Regions from separate parts of the Homo sapiens genome. Here region 2 is linked to region 1. The links are chromatin loops, found by intact Hi-C in ENCODE. Cell type or tissue: B cell. All regions are shown on one strand. Each heading gives the region's core, and the rest is flanking DNA. Links, peaks and the distances in the headings are about the cores only.

The links. Peaks named below come from ENCODE experiments on the same cell type or tissue, not always from the same donor. Only the 100,000 strongest peaks of a DNase experiment are listed, where the experiment ranks them.
Region 2: it touches region 1 in a loop (7-fold over the local background); 3 of 110 quality-filtered maps call a loop at or near these places.

The regions. Positions count from the first base shown.
Region 1 is chr17:38,963,682-38,973,612 of GRCh38, forward strand. It overlaps FBXO47 (F-box protein 47), which reads right to left and starts at 3,722. Exons shown (of 11, transcript NM_001008777.3): 1 at 3,548-3,722. In B cell, for the core only: no CTCF peak of the experiment used is centred there; a DNase peak (open chromatin) is centred at 3,860; H3K4me3 peaks cover 936 bases.
Region 2 is chr17:38,894,403-38,904,333 of GRCh38, forward strand. LASP1 (LIM and SH3 protein 1) reads left to right here. Exons shown (of 7, transcript NM_006148.4): 4 at 4,010-4,117. Among named protein-coding and RNA genes, the nearest start is that of MIR6779, 16 kb to the right of the region's middle. RefSeq lists enhancers at 1,158-1,679, 1,680-2,201, 2,202-2,723, 3,952-4,061, 4,290-4,811 and 3 more. In B cell, for the core only: no CTCF peak of the experiment used is centred there; a DNase peak (open chromatin) is centred at 4,529; H3K4me3 peaks cover 1,557 bases; H3K27ac peaks cover 5,933 bases.

The sequences.
Region 1 (9,931 bases), core at 113-8,112:
CAAAAAAGTAGGTGGCATTACTATTACCAATTATGTGCTGTATAATACTCAAATAAGCAGTGAATTAAAGTCTTTCTTCTTTTCTTTGTTGGTTTTTGTTGTTGTTGTTGTTGTTTTGTTGTTTTTTTTTTTTTTGTCAAGGTCTTGCTCTGTTGCCCAGGCTGGAGTGCAGTGGCATGATGATAGCTCATTGCAGTCTTGAACTCTTGGGCTCAAACAATCCTCCTGCCTCAGCCTCCTGAGTAGCTGGGACTACAGGCACAGAGCCACCATGCCCAGCTAAAGTAAAAAAAAAAAAATTGTTTTTGTGGAGGCAGTGTCTGCCTGTGTTGCCCAACCTGGTCTTGAACTCCTGAGCTCAAGTGATCCTCCCACCTCAGCCTCCCAAAATGCTGGGATTATAGGCACAAGCCACTGTGTGTTAATAAGACTAGAATAAATACATGAATAGTAATAATTCTTCCCTCAATTCCACCTTCTGTTAATAATAGCTACTGGCCGAGTGACGTGACTCACCCATGTAATCTCAGCACTTTGGGAGGCGGAGGTGGGTGGAACACCTGGGGTCAGGAGTTTGAGACCAGCCTGACCAACATGGTGAAACCCCGTCTCTACTAAAAATACAAAAATTAGGCTGGGCCCAGTGGCTCATTCCTGTAATCCCAGCACTTTGGGAAGCCAAGGCGGGTGGATCACCTGAGGTCAGGAGTTCGAGACCAGCCTGGCCAACATAGCGAAACCCCGTCTCTACAAAAAATACAAAAATTAGCCAGGGATGGCAGTGTGCACCTGTAATCCCAGCTACTTGGGAGACTGAAGCAGGAAAATTGCTGGAACCTGGGAGGCGGAGGTTGCTGTGAGCCCAGCTAATCTGAAGGCTGAGGCATGAGAATCGCTTGAACCCGGGAGGCGGAGGCTGCAGTGAGCTGAGATCATGTCATTGCACTCCAGCCTGGGGCAACACAGTGAGACTTGGTCTCGAAAAACAAACAAACAAACAAACAAAAAATAACAATAATAATAATAGTCACTGATGAATCTTAGAAAGGGCCTACGCATCTTGATTTCAAAGACAAATATTTCTTAAACTCATTAAATGCAACTTATTAAAATCACTGATTATTTACTTACACTAAATAATTTTTTTTTTAGACAGATTATCGCTCTACTGCCCGGGCTGGAGTGCAGTGGCATGACGCGATCTCAGCTCACTGCAACCTCCCCCTCCCAGGTTCAAGTGATTCTCCTGCCTCAGCCTCCCAAGTAGCTGGGATTACAGGCGTGTGCCACCACTAGTAGCTGGGATTACAGGCGTGTGCTACCACACTCAGCTAATTTCTGTATTTTTAGTAGAGACGGGGTTTCACCATGTTGGTCAGGCTGGTCTGGAACTGCTGACCTCAGGTGAGCCACCAGCCTCAGCCTCCCAAAGTGCTGGGATTACAGGCGAAAGCCACCACGCCCGCCCATTACACTAAATAATTATTTAAACATGTGTACCACACAGCGACTTTGTGTCACTCTATTGTTCTAATTCAGAAAACAATGTCTTTTGTGTATACATATACATATACGCATAATTACAACTCCAATCGAAGGCTCCTTGTTTCTGAAGTAACAACTAAGACATTTTCATCAAAGATATATAATTGTATCTGGCCAAAATGCATTTTCTCCTTTCTACAAATTGCTAAAGTAACATTGTTACTTATACATCTTGAAATGTTACATATCAACTTACATCAATTTAAAATTGGTTACACATTTGAAAACATAACAAAGAAATTTAGTGTTTAGTGAAAAGTACACTCTGAACCTCCTTTGAAACCATACCACAGCGATTGGGGTCAGTATTCAGTGAACACTTAAATTAGGAGGTATTTTAAAATTATCATTAAAATTACACAAATAGGCCGGGCATGGTGACTCACGCCTTAATCCCAGCACTTTGGGAGGCTGAGGCCGGTGGATCACGAGGTCAGGAGATCGAGACCATCCTGGCTAACACGGTGAAACCCCTTCTCTACTAAAAAAAAAAAAAAAAAAAAAAAATTAGCCGGGCATGGTGGCACGCGACTGTAGTCCCAGCTACTCTGGAGGCTGAGGCAGGAGAATCGCTTGAACCCGGGAGGCGGAGGTTGCAGTGAGCCGAGATCACACCACTGCACTCCAGCCTGGGTGACAGAGCAAGAATCTGCCTCAAAAAAAAAAAAAAATAATTACACAAATAACAACTTTACACAATACAGCTAAACAAGAAGAAAAAAATTAAGTTCACTTATAAACACTTTGGTTTATATAATTTCAGACTTTTACATACATATATTTCTTTTTAACAAAAAAGAGGGATCACTATATATAATACTTTGTAATCTGCTTTTTTCAATGAATTCTCTTTCCATGCTAATAACCTTCTACAAGTAATCATATTTTAATGGCTATGTGTCATTCCACCAAGTAAAATAATCTTAATTTGTTTAATCCATAAGGCTGTTTGTAACCTTAACTTTTCACAGTAGGCGTTTTGTTTGTTTGTTTGCGATGGAGTTTCGCACAGTCTCCTGGGCTGGAGTGCAGTGGCGCGATCTCGGCTCACTGCAAGCTCCGCCTCCCGGGTTCAAGCGATTCTCCTGCCTCAGCCTCCCTAGTAGCTGGGATTACAGGTGCCCGCCCCCACGCCCAGCTAATTTCTGTATTTTTAGTAGAGACGGGGTTTCACCGTGTTAGCCAGCCTGGTCTCGATTTCCTGACCTCGTGATCCGCCTGCCCCGGCCTCCCAAAGTGCTGGGATTTACAGGCGTGAGCCACCGCACCCGGCCAACACAGTAGGTGTTTTAAAGCATTTTTATTACAATAGCATAAATCCGGCCTTGGCTTCTTCCTGTTTCTCTGAGAAATGTGGACAGTGGGGCTTGGGCCCGTGGGCTCTTCAAAGACTGTCAGTCACCAGGCGGGGACTTCACTGTGTCAACTGTGAACTACATACATGTTTAAAATAAATATAAACAAAAATTTAAAAATGATAAGCCCAAATTCTTCTAAAACTCAAGTCTCCACTTATAGTTCCTTATTTTCCTCACTCAGAGCTGGACGTTTCGTAGGGAAAAAGCAAGCTTTTGTGAAAATTCTAAAGGTATAATCCTAAATTATTTCTGGTTTCCGCTCACCCCTCTAGCGAATAAGAATCACAGCCCCAAATAATAATAATAAAATGATGTTTCATGCCCCCTGTTCTATCCCACTAATTTTGACCGCGCGTGAAAGGTTTTGAGGGTTCAATTGGATGAACCTCCCCGCCCCCCACACCTTTAAGATAAAAACTACATTCACAGGGATGTCTGTTTTAACATAAAACTCTTGTAAGGGCCCCACCCCATCTGTCGGGCAGCTGCCCCCAAACATCTCCAAAGCCGCAAACTAGGGAAGCCTAAAGGACAAACTGGTCAACAGGAGAATCAGACCACACGGGGTACATGTTTCGCTCCCTTCAGTCCATGAAAGATGAAATTATCGCAATAAAATACTGGGAAAAAAAACCCTCTTTTACCACAGATTTTGACAGTTTTTCCGGCTACAGAGTCACAGGAAAGTGGGAGTTAGTCGTTTTGCCCCACCATCCTCAAATTTCTTAGTGTTTAGAAAAGAAAATATCTCCTCAAGAGCTTCCCGCCAGGAGGCGAGAGGGTCACACTCCCGTAGGCTCCGGAGCTGCAGCCCTACCCACCAGGCGTCCCCGCGGCCTCTAGAATATTGTAGAATCTTCCCAAGAGCCCCCGCGGGAAGGAGGCCCGCCCCCTCATGAATAGCAAGCAGCCTCAGCTCTCGTAGTGCCCGCCTCCCTCATGAATATTGTAGATCTTCCCAGAAGCCCTAGCGGGAAGGAGGTTCCCCCCCGCCTCCCGCCTCCCCGCTTTATGAATAGCAAGAGAGCCAGCTCCCATGGTGCCCTCCGTCTCATGAATAACTAACAAGGGCGAGGTTCCTGGAGCCCAAACTCAGGCCTCAGCCACCCTTCGCTCCAAGCTGAAGACAAGAAGGGGCTGGAGCCGTTACGGTGTGGGGAAGGGGAGGGTGTAGCCCAAGATCCTGAACGTGGCGAGCCACGTCTCTGCTCCACTGCCTTTCCCTTCACCTAGTTTTGAGACAATTTTTGAGTTCCTCCCACCCCCACTGACTCCAGTAGGGCAAGTTACAAGGGGTTTCATCAAACCTTTTGGTGGAAAAAAACCTCCAGACATTCCTTTTTAAATTTGTCTTGCCGGTGCGGTGGCTCACGCCTGTAATCCCAACACTTTGGGAGGCCGAGGCGGGAGGCTCCCTTGAGTCCAGGAGTTTGAGACCAGCCTGGGCAACATAGGGAGACCCCCACCCCCAGCCATAACCCCGCTCCCGGTCTCTAAATAAACACATAAATAATAAATCTGTCTGGAATCAAAGGAAGATGTGTGTCTCCATCCTCTCAAGATGAAATCAAGACAAATCTTTCTAGCTAGGCCTTCCTGGCTAGAAGATTAAATTCTCATTCATTCATTTCTTCATTCATTCTGTAACTATTTATTGAAGCCTGCTCTGGGCCGGGCACAGGAGTAGGCCCTAAGGATGGAATAGAGAACAAGACAGATACGTTTCCTGCTTTAATGGAGTTTATTAGCCTAATGGGGAAGATAGAATGAACAGACAGAGCATCTACAGATGTTGAGAGCAGTTCCGGTGAGAGCAGCGTGACAGAGGAAATAAGACAGAATGATGGGGTGTGTGTGTGTTGGCGGAGAGCTACTTTAGATAGACTGATACTCAAGGTCCCTTTGATATGACGATTTGAGAACTGATGGAGGAGAAGGAGCCAGTCAGGAGAAGGGCTGAGGGAAGAGGGAATGGGGGAAAGATTCTACTTTTGTAGATCAATTCTACATTATACCCAACACAAAATATATAAGGAACTACATAAAGACTGAGTGGAAATTTAGGATTAGTTGGCATGCTGTTATTTTATATAGTCACATATATTCATCCATTTGGCTTTGTATCTTTTTTTTTCCTGACCTCAGGTGACCTGCGTACCTCAGCACTGCAAAGTGCTGGGATTACAGGTGTGAGCCACCACTCCTGGCCTTTTTTTTTTTTTTTTTTTTTTTTGAGACAGAGTCTTGCTCAGTCGCCCAGGCTGGAGTTCAGTGGCACGATCTCGGCTCACTGCAGCCTCTGCCTCCTGGGTTGAATTGATTATCTTGCTTCAGCCACCCAGTAGCTGGGACCACAGGTGGGCACCACCATTGTATTTTTAGCAGAGATGGGGTTTCGCTATGTTGCCCAGGCTGGTCTTAAACTCCGAGGCTCAAGCGATCTGCCTGCCTCCCAAAGTGTTGGGATTAAAGGTGTGAGCCACCGGGCCCAGCCCTGGCTTTGTATCCTTTTGCAGCCAATTCTTTTTTTTTTTTTTTTTTTTTTGAGATGAAGTCTGCCTCTGTTTCCCGGGCTGGAGTGCAGTGGTGTGATCTTGGCTCACTGCAACCTCCACCTCCCAGATTCAAGTGATTCTCCTGCCTCAGCCTCCCAGGTAGCTGGGATTACAGGCACCCACCACCATGCCCAGCTAATTTTTTTGTATTTTTTAGTAGAGATGGGGTTTCACCATGTTGGCCAGGCTGGTCTTGAACTCCTGACCTCAGGTGATCCACCCACCTCAGCCTGCCAAAGTGCTGGGATTACAGGCTTGCGCTACCGTGCCCAGCTGCAGACAATTCTTTTTTTTCCCCCTGTCTCCAACATTGATTAGAGGTCCTTGACCAAGTATCATCCCGTTGGCAGTGGGCCAGACGCACATAATGGAAACAAGGATCCTTAGTGGTGAGAATTTAGCTTTTACTCAAAGTGTCATGGGAAGTGTCATGGGAAGTCCTTGAAGAGTTTTAAGCAGAGAGTGCTATGATCTGATTTACATCATTAAAAGATTGCTCTGGCTTTTATGTGGAGAATAAATGAGGCTAAGAGTGGAGGGTAAGATCTGTTAGGATGTTGCAGGACTAGAATGGTGGCTCTGAGGGATGGGTTTGAGATATATTTTGGTGGTAGAAGTAACTGAATTTACCTAATGGATTGGATATGGGTGGAAGGAAGGGAAAGGAAGGAGACAGGAATAATTCCCAGGTTTCTGACTTCAATAAATGGGTAGAAGTTAATCCCATTTACTGAGATATGCAAGTGAGGAGTTTTTCTAGTGGAGTTTTGTCTTTTCTTTTCTTTCTTTCTTCTTTTTTTTTTTTTTTTTTTGACGGAGTTTCACTCTTGTTGCCCAGGCTGGAGTGCAATGGTGCGATCTCGGCTCACTGCAACTTCTGCCTCCCAGGTTCAAGCGATTCTCCTGCCTCAGCCTCTCCAGTAGGTGGGATTACAGGCATGTGCCACCATGCCTGGCTAATTTTGTATTTTTAGTAGAGACGGGGTTTCTCCATGTTGGTCAGGCTGGTCTCGAACTCCCAACCTCAGGTGATCTGCCCACCTCTGCCTCCCAAAGTGCTAGGATGACAGGCATGAGCCACTGTGCCCAGCCTTATGTTTTTCTTTTCGGAACAAGGTCTCACTCTGTTGCCCAGGGTGGAGTACAATGGTGCAATCACAGGTTACTATAACCTCAAACTCCTGGCCTCTAGCAATCCTCTCACCTCAGTGAAGTGCTGAGATTACAGGCGTGAGCTACCTCGCCTGGCCAACTAGTGGAGAATTAAGAGAATTCTAGTGGATAATTAATTTTCCAAGTGGTAAATTTGAGATTTCTCTGAGGCATCCAAGTGAAGATGTCATGTTAAGGAGGCAGTTGAATTTAAAAATCAGAGTGCTTTTGGAGGAAAATGTCTGGGCTGGAGATATACATTTAAGGATTAGAGGAATATAATTGTAAGCATTAGAGGAATATTGACACTCAGACATTGGGAAAAGGAGGGCAAGATCTCAAAGGAGATTGAAAAGGAGTATCTAGCAAAGTAAACTGGAGAAAACCAGGAGAGTCTGGGGTCACAGAATCCTGAAGCATCGGTGCTTCAAGAATGAGGAGTAGCCCTCTGTGACAAGTGCCACCCAGTTGAGCAAGGTGTCTGTTACATGAGCATTGCAGGTGTCTGCTGGATTTGGCAATCCAATTTAGGTACAAGCACTGCAGGTCCACCTTGTCATTTCCTATTTCAATAACCCATAGTAACTTTGCCTTGCCAACCACCTGAAACTCAAATCTCTCTGCTGTTTCATCAGCGTCCTCTATGATCTGTTGTTCACCTATTCATTCATCCATTTGTTACGTTCAAGCCACGCCTATTTTCTGCCTGGCCTAGTGGTAGCTCAGGATAAATACAATTTTGGCCTTTCAATGGCTCATGCTCAGAGCACCCAACTTGAATAAAATGTAACCCCTCCTTCCCAAATCCGCTACTCCAGCAGGGGTGGAGGCGGTACCTCCTCCTTAACAGATTTATCCCTACCTCTTTGTGCTAAAACTCCCATTAAAAATGACTTCCCTGCTTTCTAAATCTCCCTCTGGGTTCCACTTTAAGATTCACACCCTGCATCAATAAGTGTGCCTTCTTGCCTAAGTGATGCTGTAAACCCCTTGAGATGCCTTATATCTCTTTTGTATTCTTCACATAGAAAAGAATGCCAGGTACAGAGATGGATCTACCGTGAGGCTATGGAAATATCAGGGTTCCCTGCTTGCTCAGGCCCCTTCTAAGTCTTCTTTTTTCTTTTGAGACAGAGTCTCGCTCTGTCACCCAGGCTGGAGTGCAGTGGCACGATCTCGGCTCACTGCAACCTCCGTCTCCTGGGTTCAAGCGATTCTCCTGCCCCAGCCTCCCAAGTAGCTGGGACAACAGGTGCCTGCCACCATGCCCAGCTGATTTTTGTATTTTTAGCAGAGACGGGGTTTCACCATATTGACCAGGCTGGTCTTGAACTCCCGACCTCAGGTGATCTGCCCGCCTCAGCCTCCCAAAGTGCTGGGATTACAGGCATGAGCCACCACACCTGGCCCCTGAGCCACTGTGCCCAGCCCTGTAATTCTGTATTCATAAACAGCAGATGAAGATTGAAGAAATATTTGCTGATGGGCTCAGAATTAGCTAACTTCACATATTTGTTGATTTATTAAGCTTGTTTTATTAACAGGGATTTATGTAAGGGCTTTACTTACTGATCATATCATTCCCTTGCCCCAGAGCTTTCAATGCCTCTGATTAAATATAAGCTTGTTCTTCAATGCCTGCCTCAATGTGGCTGCATTTTTAGGTCTCCAGCCTATCCCCTTAATCTGAAGCCCCCATTATCATCCCTGGTGGCTTTGTTCATGCTAATTTCTCTGCTCAGAAAGCTGTCTCTTCCAACTCTACCTTTTTTTTTTTATAGACAGGATCTCCTTCTGTGCCAGGCTGGAGCACAGTGGCACAATCATGGCTCACTGCAACCCCCCTGAGCTCAAGCAATCCTACTGCTTCAGCCTCCCAAGTAGCTGAGACTACAGGTGTGTACCACCACATCCAGGTAATTTTTCTATTTTTTTAGAGACGAAGTCTCTCTATGTTGCCCAGGGTGGTCTCGAACTCCTGGACTCAAGAGATCTGCCTGTCTTGTCCTCCTGAAGTGCTGGCATTACAGGCGTGAGTTACCACTTCTTCCCGCTTTCACCTTTTCCCATCCTAAAATATCCTTCGTCATTTGCCTCTGAAAGAGAGGTTCCTGGACCAACAACCTAACTGAGAGCTTGTTAGAAATGAAGACTCTCAGACACCATCTCAAAGCTAGTGAATGGGAATCTGCATTTGAATAAGATCCACAGTAAAGTTTGAGACATAGTAACTTAGGCCATTTCACAGGCTACCTCCTTGAGGAATCCGAAATCTTTTAATATCCCTGTAATGAGACAACGTTTTTCCTCTTTTGAACTCTTCATTCATTCTTTGCTGGTACTTCTCTCTGGGCACTTTATTTCACCTTGAATTGTGGTTAATTATGCACAAGACTTAGTTTTCCTGTTAGGTTGTGAGGTCTTTGAAGGCAGTAACAGTGGAATCTCCACTTTGATGAATTAGTTGGCTTGGGAACATTCACACACACACATACATACACGCACCCAAATCTAGGTGGTACTGGTGTTTTAGTTGATCCTCAGAATTTTGCAAGGATTCAAATATAAATTGACTTTCAAATGTGAATGCCATGCATGGGCAAGATCTGTTGCAATTATTTTTACTTAATAAAACAAGCATACAACTATTATTTTATGTCATGAAAGTCTTTAATATAATTTTCTTTTCTTTTCTTTTCTTTTTTTAGAGACAGAATTCCACTTTTGTTGCCCAGGCTGGAGTGCAATGGCCTGATCTCGGCTCACCTCAACCTCCGCCTCTCAGGTTCAAGAGATTCTCCTGCCTTAGCCTCCAGAGTAGCTGGGATTATAGGCACGCGCCACCACGCCTGGCTAATTTTGTATTTTTAGTAGAGATGGGGTTTCTCCATGTTTGTCAGGCTGGTCTCAAACTCCCCGCCTCAGGTAATCCACCCTCCTCAGCCTCCCAAAGTGCTGGGATTACAGGCGTGAGCCACTGAGCCTGACTAATATAACTTTCTTTACCTTTGTCTGGTGCTGTGTGATAAGATTATATCTTCATCTGTAAATTGCAGAGTAGGAAGAGGGCTAGCCTAAATTATTTAAAAACAGCTGGTTACCTGTAACATTCTATAAAAACTCCAGGGAGGCTGGGCGCGGTGGCTCATGCCTGTAATCCCAGCACTTTGGGAGGCCAAGGCGGGTGGATCACTTGAAGTCAGGAGTTTGAGACCAGCCTGGCCAACGTGATGAAACGCTGTCTGTACTGAAAATACAAAAATTAGCCAGGTGTACTGGTGCGCATCTCTAGTCCCTGCTACTTGGGAGGCTGAGGCAGGA
Region 2 (9,931 bases), core at 818-8,817, 69 kb before region 1:
AGCTGGCCTGAGATTGAATCTCGCATCTGCTGCCACCAGCTGTGTGACCTTGGGCAAGTTGCTTAACCTCTGTGCACAGTGCCTTCGTCTGAATAATGTGGATTACCTCTCTCCAGAGGGTGGTGTGAGATAGGAGGATATGTTAAGCATTTAAAGATTCCTGACGTGGAGTCAGCATTCAGTGTTTGCTACTACTGTTCTCCCGGAAAGGAGAGGAAATGGAACTTGGACATGAAGAAGCTGGGAAATACACACAGCAACCTTTTGACCATGACTTCCAGCCCCGGCCCTTTCCATCAGCTCTCCTCTCCATCTGTGTGTGTCTAATTTTTTTTTTAAATTTGTATTTTTTTGAGACAGGGTCTCTCTCTGTCTCCCAGGCTGGAATGCAGTGGCGTGATCTTGGCTCATTGCAGCCTTGACTTCCCAGACTCAAGCGATTTTCTCGCCTCCACCTCCTGAATAGCTGGGACTACAGGCGTGCATCACCATGCCCGGCTAATTTTTGTATTTTTAGTAGAGACAGGGTTTCGTCATGTTGCCCAGGCTTGTTTCAAACTCCTGACCTCAAGTGATCTGCCCACCTCAGCCTCCCAAAGTGCTGGGATTACAGGTGTCAGCCACCGCGCCCTGCCTAAATTTTAAAAACTAGTGTTTCTTTTTTGTTAGAAGGGGATGGGTTACAAAGTATGTTGGCCCAACACATGGTAGGCACATAATAGTGGAAATTGTATTTCGCTCAATAAATTTTGTATTTTTTTAGAGATTTTTATTAATTTTTTTTTTTTTTAAATAGAGATGGGGTACTATGTTCCCAGGCTGGTCTCGAACTCCTGGGCTCGAGTGATCCACCTGTCTTGGCCTCCTAGACTGCTGGGATTACAGACATGAGCCATTTTGTTTTTTAAGTCCAGCCTAATTTTTGTGTTTTTTTTTTAGACGGAGTTTTACTCTGTCGCCCAGCCTGGAGTACAGTGTCACCATCTCAGCTCACTGCAACCTCCGGCTCCCAGGTTCAAGGAATTCTCCTGCCTCAGCCTCCCAAGTAGCTGGGATTACGCCCACCACGCCCGGCTAACTTTTTTTGTATTTTTTTTAGTAGAGATGGGGTTTCAGCATGTTAGGCTGGTCATGAACTCCTGACCTCAGGTGATCCACCCACCTCTGCCTCCCAAAGTGGTGGGATTACAGGCGTGAGCCACCGTGCCTGGCATAATTTTTGTTTTTAAGTAATGATCCTTCTTCTTATATTGGGTCATCAAGGCAGTTGTTTTCCCAATTATGCTGCTTTGTTTGGAGATTACGTGTCTGCATTCAATTCATTCATGATCCAACAAATGTTGATCTGCACCTCCTGTCTGCTGGGATGAGAAGCAAGATAGATCCAGGGAGAACAACTAAGAACTGACAGAAAAATTAGAGTTTCACGGATGGTGGTTGTTTGGGTGTCAGGAGCCTCAGATGTCAGTCAGTCCTGGGCCTGACAGCAGAGTTTCCAAAATGGGAGCCCAGGTATCTCCCAGGAGTGGGGTCCTCTGGGAGCCCAGGCATCTCCCAGAAGTGGGGTCCTCTGACCGAAGCGCTGAGTTGCATCCTGGCCTGAGCGACAACTGGGTTGTGACCTTGGGCAGGTCCCTTCCTCCACAGGGACCCCCACAGCACCCTGGTGAGCCATCCTAGACAACAGGGGCAAGCACTCCTGCCAGGGCAAGAAGGGAGCCCTGAAGAGGGGCTCTGGGCTGGGCCCTCCCTACACCCCTGGCCCCCCACCCTTCACTTCTGCCACCCCTTCCATACCCAAAGACCTTTCAAAGAGCCTCCCTGTCTTGATTATCCATAGTCAGGGTCTGAAGGTGCTTTAAAATGGTCACAGACTCCAAATGGGAGGGATTTTAGAGATCAGCTAGCCAGCTCCCTTCAGGGGACCCAGAGAGGGGAACTGACTTGCTTAGAAACACACAGCAAGGTGGTGCTGATCCCAGGCTCCCTCCCTTCTCAGCCCCTACCCCTCACCCCTACCCTCTGTGGGCCTCCTATGTTAGCAGTGAAATGAATGATCCTTCCCCAACAGGGAGGGGGAGGCAGAAGCAGTTCCCGATCCTGGGAACCTGCTGATGTCATTGCAGCGTCGCCATGGCGATTATTCCCCTGGATTAGGGGCCTGACCCTTGCAAAGCCAGGAAGCAGGGGACGGAGTGGGGGACTGGCACTCGTTCAGCACTTCATTGCTGACAGAGCACTTTCACACTGGCCCTCCACAGTGCGCTGCTGCTTTAGAGCCACTGTCTGTATCGTGGGTTGGAGTGACTGGCGTTATGGTCCCCATTTTACAGATGTGGGAACTGAGTCTTGAGATGTGAAGTCGTTGGCCCAAGATCACTCAGAAGTGGGAGACTGAGCCTGCGTTAGTGCTAGCTCCGCCTGGCTTTGTGCCCAGACTTGGTGATAAGAAGCCCCCTCCCCATATTATACCTGATTTCTGTCACAACTCTTTTACAGATGAAGAAACCGAGGCCAGGGGCTTGAGATGCAGGGCTTCTGTATCTGGAGCTACATTTCTCTGCCTCTGAGTGCCCTACCTTCCCCGATGCCCGCTTCCCAAAGGGCCTCCCACTAAGAGTCACCGTGCTGGCCCAGGGCTTCCAGGACTGAGGAAGAGCTGGTGCTAGGCAGGTTCTGGACTCTTGGGGTGGGTTGGTGCCTCTATCCACTGCATTCACTTCTGAACTAATGGGGAACAGCACATCCAAGCCCTTCTTGTCTGGATCAGAACAGAGAAGGAGAGGGAACCACATGGATGAGTGACTGGGGGCTTCAGGAGACAAACAAGGACTCTGACCCCCACAGGCATGTGCAGAGGACCTGACAGGTGTGGCCGTGGCTGCATGCGCATGCGCAGTCGCTCCAGTCCAAGCACAGCTCGGTGCTGCTGCCAGATGATTCCCTGCCAGGGAACTGCCTGGGTTTGTGTCCTGGGCTGACCTGTGTCCAGGACAGTGCAGCCCCCGTGGAGGAAATCCAAGCAGCTGGTGGGGTCTGGAACAGATGGCTGATGAGGTGGACAGTGAAGTCTCTGGAAGCCAAGGAATAGTTTCCTGTTCCATGAGTTTTCTCAGCCTCATTCTGTTCTTCAAAACCCTCAGGGGAGGACAAGCTGTTCCTCATATTTCAATTCCTTTCGTGCCAGGGAAGTCCTTTCTGATGTCTGACTTGAGTCCCTCTAGTACTGTGGTGGGGTGGAAGGGTTCTTCCCTGGAGCTTGGAGACCTGCTGAGATGCTGTCTGACCCCCGCTGCTTTCCTCCCCTCCTATGGCGGTGGCCTCTGAAGCCATCCCGGCAGGCTCCCAGAATCCGCGGGGCCTGTCAAAGGCGCACTGATGGAGCCTTCCCTGGGGCTGTCTCACCACCCTCCTTTCTGGGCACCAACTCTGTCCTTTGGCACAGCCCTCACTCAGCTGGTTGCTGAAAAGCTCCCCCAGGCGTAGTGGGCAGGGCCACATCCTGGCTAACATGAGGGCTGGGGCCACCCTGGGAGCCCTGGAAAGAACCTTTTTCCTATAAGCTTCCAGACAGGATGGGCAGGGAGTGAAGGGTCAAGAGTCAGGCAGATGAGGGTTTGCACTCTGGTAGTGCCGGACATTGACTGCTAAGCTCTGTGACCTTGGGCAGGGGACTTTGCCTTTCTGTGGCTCCGTTTCCTGATCCGTAAATTGGAGCTGTTAATTGCGTGGCTATATGTATGGTGGGATCTAAATGAGATGGTTCATGTAAGGCCCTGGACTCTGTGCCTGCCATTCACTGTGCACCAAAGACTTGGTAGTGGCTTATTATTACGAGTCTAACACCTTTTGGCTGAGGCCTCTGCTTTGAGTTGGGGACTTCTGATCAGGGTCTTTCTGCTGACTCCCTGTCCCTGTCTCCTGACTGGTTGCTGCCTCAGAGGGGCCCCAAGCCGAGGCCCTTTCGGCTCCTGGCCTGACTCCAATCCCTCTTCCTCCCCTCCTGCAGGTGCGCTACAAGGAGGAGTTTGAGAAGAACAAGGGCAAAGGTTTCAGCGTAGTGGCAGACACGCCCGAGCTCCAGAGAATCAAGAAGACCCAGGACCAGATCAGTAACGTGAGCTCTTGCCCTGCCCTGCGGCATCCCTGCTGCCCTCTGTTTGGTCCCCTTCCTGCCAGCCTGGCAGACGCAAGCCTGGCAGATGTGAATGAGGCCAGTGCCTCCACTACCCCTGCCCTCCAGGGTGGGCCTGGGGAAGAGCTTGGGGTTCCCAGATGCCTCTTCTCTGTGTACCCCCAGACCACCAGCACGCATAGCATTTTCTTCTTGAAGGGACTGTATTCTGTGGGGGCCTGTGTGCTAAATCAGCCCCCACTCTCTCTGACTGTTGTTCTTTTTTCTGGATATCGTGGGTATCGGTGAAGACTGCATGTCTCATCTTAGCACAAAGGTCAAAACTGGGGGGCGGGGAGCACCTGGCCTCCCCTGGTCTGCGCCTGGGTGCTGACATTGCAGTCATTTCCGCCCTTCCTTGGCCTCCTCCCCCACATCAGCCTGCTCTTCCTTCCTGTGTAAAAACCCCAGCCAGCTTCACCCGCCAGCCCTGCACCCCCTGGCTCACACCCCCCGCCTCCCTGATGGTCAGTGGCATCTGGCTGTGGCAGGGGTGGGCATGGAGAGTGGGCAGGGGATCAACTGTCCCCAGCATCGTGTGCCCTCCATGGCACCTGTGGCCAGAGAACAGGCCTCAGTTTCCTGCTTGGCAGAGCCACAGGCAAGCAGCCTGTGTGGCTTTAGGCATGCGGGGGCAGGGCACTGCGGTGAGCAGCAACCATGGGGGATGCGCACACAGAACTGCAGGGGCTGCCCAGCCAGCCTGGCCTAGGAGGTCCTGCCAGGGAGGGTTTAGGCAGGCAGCTGTCTTCGTGTCTGGAACAGGAAGGGATCAGTGAGCTGCCCATTGTTGCTCTGGGCTGAGGAACTGGGGATAGAGATTGCCGGGGGAGCCTGGCTTTCCGGTGGTCTCAGCACCCACTCCCTGGGCTCCACATCCCTTCCTACCCTCCACCTGGCCACCTCAGCAGGGCGCTCCTTTAAGAGCTTGGCTGGGCCGTGCATAGAGTGGGCTGCAGTGGTGGGTCAGGTGGATTTCAGAAGCACAGGCAGCCCACAGACAGCAGAACCAGCCATGCCCAAAATGGTGGCTTTCAAACTCTGACTTCAGCCTACAGTAAAATATACATTGTACGTCTTGACCCATCTGACAGGCATACATTTATGTAGAGGGAAAACAGAATGGAAGCTTTCATGAATGAGTACTTCCTACTTAGAGGGCGTTCAGATCTTTTTTTTTTTTTTTGAGACAGAGTCTCACTCTGTTGCTCAGGCTGGAGTGCAGTGGTGCTCCGCCTCCAGGGTTCAAGTGATTCTCCTGCCTTAGCCTCCCAAGTGGAGTAGCTGGGATTACAGGTGCACACCACCACCCCCGGCCAATTTTTGTATTTTTGGTAGAGACAGGGTTTCACCATGTTGGCCAGGCTGGTCTTGAACACCTGACCTCAGGTGATGTGCCCGCCTTGGCCTCCCAAAGTGCTAAGATTACAGGTGTGAGCCACCGCACCCGGCCACATTCAGATCTTTTCTAAAGATGCTGGTTGCAGGCCCCTATACACCCTCACATAATACAGCCCCTTTGAGGACTGTATTCCCAACACTTTGGGAGACTGAGGTGGGAGGATTGCTTGAGCCCAGGAGTTTGAGACTAGCCTGGGCAACATAGCAAAACTGTTTCTACAAAAAAAAAAAAAAAAAAAAAAAAATACAAAAACTAGCCAGGCATGATAGCACACGCCTGTGGTCCTAGCTATTCAGGAGGCTGAAGTGGGAGGATCACCTGAGCCCAGAGGTTTGAGGTTATAGTGAGCCGTAATTGCACCACTGCATTCCAGCCTGGGAAACCGAGTGAGACCCTGTTTCCAAAAAAAAAAAGGACCAGGCGCGGTGGCTCATGCCTGTAATCCCAGCACTTTGAGAGGCTGAGGTGGGCGGATCATGAGGTCAAGAGATCGAGACCATCCTGGCCAACATGGTGAAACCCCATCTCTACTAAAAATACAAAAATTAGCTGGGCGTGGTGGCGTGTGCCTGTAATCCCAGCTACTTGGGAGGCTGAGACAGAAGAACCGCTTGAACTCGGGAGGCAGAGGTTGCAGTGAGTCGAGATCGGGCCACTGCACTCCAGCCTGGCGACAGAGCAAGACTCCATCTCAAAAAAAAACCAAAAAGATGCTGGTTGCAGACTTACTGTGAATGGGTTTTGCAACTGGACTGTTGACCTGCAGTTTGAAGTTGGTGGCCTGAGGAAATGGCATGCTTCCCTTTGGCTAGCAGGGGATGCCTAGGGCGGGCACTCTAATCCTCCTTCCCCTCCAACTTCCAGAGGCCTGTCACAGTTGACTCTTTATATGCTAGGGCCTGGCCTCACGCCCTGGAGCTTCCCTTTGGCTCAGACCCTGCAAAGGGTAAGACCCTTAGGTCTGTGTTTCAGAGCTCTCGGCTTGGAAAGTGGGGGAGGGGGAAGATGGTCTTAGATTATGGGGAAAACCCGGAATGGTTCACAGAACTGGAATGTCGGCTCTTCAGCCTCTGCGGCTTTTCATGTAGAGGCTCTAGTCTTTTATCAGTGACACTTGCTCCCAATGTGCAACCCCAGCTCCCTGGCTGTTCACTCATTGCTTCACCCTGTGGGTTTTGGAGGAGGGGAGACAAGCCCAGTCATCCCTGCTTCCCTTTCTGGAAGGCTTCCAGAACACTCCACACTCAGCCTAAGCCACCTCCTCTTCTTCCCTCCCCCAGTTAGAGGTGTTAATATCCTAGTGACAAAACTCACCACCCTGGCCAAGCCATCCGCATCTCAGGAGATAACCATCTTTTACCCTTCTCGCGGTGCTGCAGTGAGCTAATGGTCCTCTGCAGGAGCTGGGGGAAGGGATCGACCCCGACCTGCTAGCTGCTTTTGCAGCTTTAGCAGAGACCTGTAGGGTGTGAATGCAAAGCCTGGAGACTCTTGGTTTTAATGAAAGCAATTACAGTCTGTCGGATATGGGCCTCCAGACAGCTGTAGCACAGTCACCTGTAGGGTTGACTGAAAATGCAGACTCACAGGCCTTCTCCCCTGGCTGCCAGAATCAGCGTCTCTGGGAGTGGGGCCCAGGAATCAGCATGTTAGACACATTCCCTGGGTTTCTGTGGTGCTCTCTGAAGTTTGAGAGCCACCACCTAAAAGTCTGAAAAAGCTTCACCAACCCCTAAGTCAGAGGGTGCCAGATCAGGCTGTACCTCAGAACCCCAGGGGAGCTTTATTTTTATTTTTATTTTTTTGAGACGGAGCCTTGGTTTATCACCCAGGCTGGAGTGCAGTGGCGCAATCTCGGCTCACTGCAACCTCCGCCTCCCGGGTTCACGCCATTCTGCTGCCTCAGCCTCGTGAGTAGCTGGGACTACAGGCGCCCGCCACCACGCCCGGCTAATAGTTTTTGTATTTTTAGTAGAGATGGGGTTTCGCCGTGTTAGCCAGGATGATCTTGATCTCCTGACCTTGTGATCCACCCGCCTCGGCCTCCCAAAGTGCTGGGATTACAGGCGTGAGACACCGAGCCCAGCCTATTTTTATTTTTGAGACAGGGTTTCGCTCCGTCATCCGGGCTGGAGTGCGGTGGTGTGTTCACGGCTCAGTGCAGCCTGAATCTTCTGGGATCAAGCCATTCTCCCACCTCAGACTCCGAGTAGCTGGGACCACAGGTGTGCACCACCATGCCCAGCTAATTTTTCTTTTTTTTGCAGAGACACTATCTTGCTATGTTGCCCAGGCTGGTCTCAAACTCCTGGATTCAAGTTATCCTCCCGCCTCAGCCTCCTAAAGTGCTGGGATTATAGGGGTGAGCCACCTCACCTGGCCTCCCAGGGGAGCTTTTTTTTTTTTTTTTTTTTTTTAATCAGAGACAGGGTCTCACTATGTTGTCTTAAACTCCTGGACTTAAGTGATCCGCCCACCTCGGCCTCCCAAAGTTCTGGGACTACTACAGGCATGAGCCACTGCGCCTGGGAGCTTTAAACCACACATAAAACCATTGCTAAGTTGTCCCAACCTCCTGAAGTGTTTTGGAAAATAGGGTGTTTAGAGCCACACCTTTTGTTTTGTATCCAAAATAGCATTCCTGTTCCTGTATGTAGCTTGTTGCTTTGCTTCCCAGATTAGCACCAAATGACTCCAGTTACTTTATTTATTTATTTTTAATTTTAGTTTTATTTTATTTTTGAGATAGAGTCTCGCTCTGTCGCCCAGGCTGGAGTGCAGTGGCGTGATCTTGGCTCACTGCAACCTCTGCCTCCCGGGTTGAAGCGATTCTTCTGCCTCAGCCTTCTGAGTAGCTAGGACTATAGGCACATGCCACCACGCCTGGCTAATTTTTGTATTTTTAGTAGACACAGGGTTTTGCCATATTGGCTCGGCTGGTCTCGAACTCCTGACCTCAGGTGATCCACCTGCCTTGGCCTCCCAAGGTGCTGGGATTACAGGTGTGAGCCACTGTGCCCAGCTGACTCCAGTTATTTCTAAAGGTCAGGCCATCTTACAAAAGAATGAGGATATGCTTCCTTGGAGGGATATGCTGCAGACTAGGGCTTTTTACCAGCCAGAGCATTTTAAAAACAAGTGTCTGATCTCCTCTGGGGTGTCTGCTTTGGATAAGTGCAGTCTGTCTTCAGTCTTGCTAAGTGGTGAGACAGTGAGGTAGGAAGAGATGGTAAGGGCCCAGATCCTAGCTTCTGTCATTCTGGGGCCAGGCAGGGCTCTTTGAGCCTCAGTTTCCTCATTTGTAAAAATGGGACAGTAGGCCCTACTTTGACAGGTGGTTGCAAGGAACATGCCAAGTGCTTGGCATGGGATAAATGATATCACTCTTATTATCATCATTATTATTTTTGAGACAAGATTGCCCAGGCTGGAGTACAGTGGCACGATCATAGGTCACTGCAGCCTCGAACTCTTGGGCACAAGTGGTCCTCTCCCGTCAACCTCCTGAGTAGCTGGTACTACAGGCATATAGCACCATGCCCAGCTAATTGTTATTTTTTTTGTAGAGAGAGGGTCTTGCTATGCTGCCCAGGCTGGAGTGTAGTCACGTGATCACAGCTCACTGCAGCCTTGAACTCCTGGGTTTAAGTGAACCCTGGCCTAAGACTCCCAGGTTGCTGGGATTACAGGCACACGCCATCACACCCAGTTATGTTGTCAATGTTATCAATACTTTAAAGGCACACTTGTCTGCTTTCTACACTGTTGCCGGAGAAGGGTCATAAAGTGAAGTTTGGCAGAAAAGTTTGGCCATTGTCTAGTACTGAGAATGTGTGGAAGTGAGGAAAGGGGCCAGTATATTACACATCTATGGTGAGTAGTTGTGTCATCATTAAAGGCATTTGAAGAGTTGCCTTTTGATGGGTCCATGCTATGGGATAAAGGTTACATGTTAGGAATCCTGGCCTTTTGTCATGAGCTCTAGCAGTGTTCAAGTATGGAAAACTTTAGTCACTTTACTGGAGCCTCTTCTTTTATTTACTTACATATTGATTTTCTGTATACAATTTTGTGTCCTTAAAACTTTTTTTATGTGTGAAATATGACACATAGTAACATATACAATAAACACCTGTTTCACCAGGCAGGTATACCATACATTGTATTACTGTATGCCTGTCAAGAGCCCAGTGTTCACAGTGTTAAAAATATAACTCCCATGTAGTAAGTACTTATCATATCTTTATTTAATTATGAGGGAACCAGCTAGAGATTAAAACTGGGGAATATGAGAGGCAGAGGTAAATGCTAGTCTGTGAAAGAAAGTGCTGGGGCCGGGCGAGGTGGCTCATATC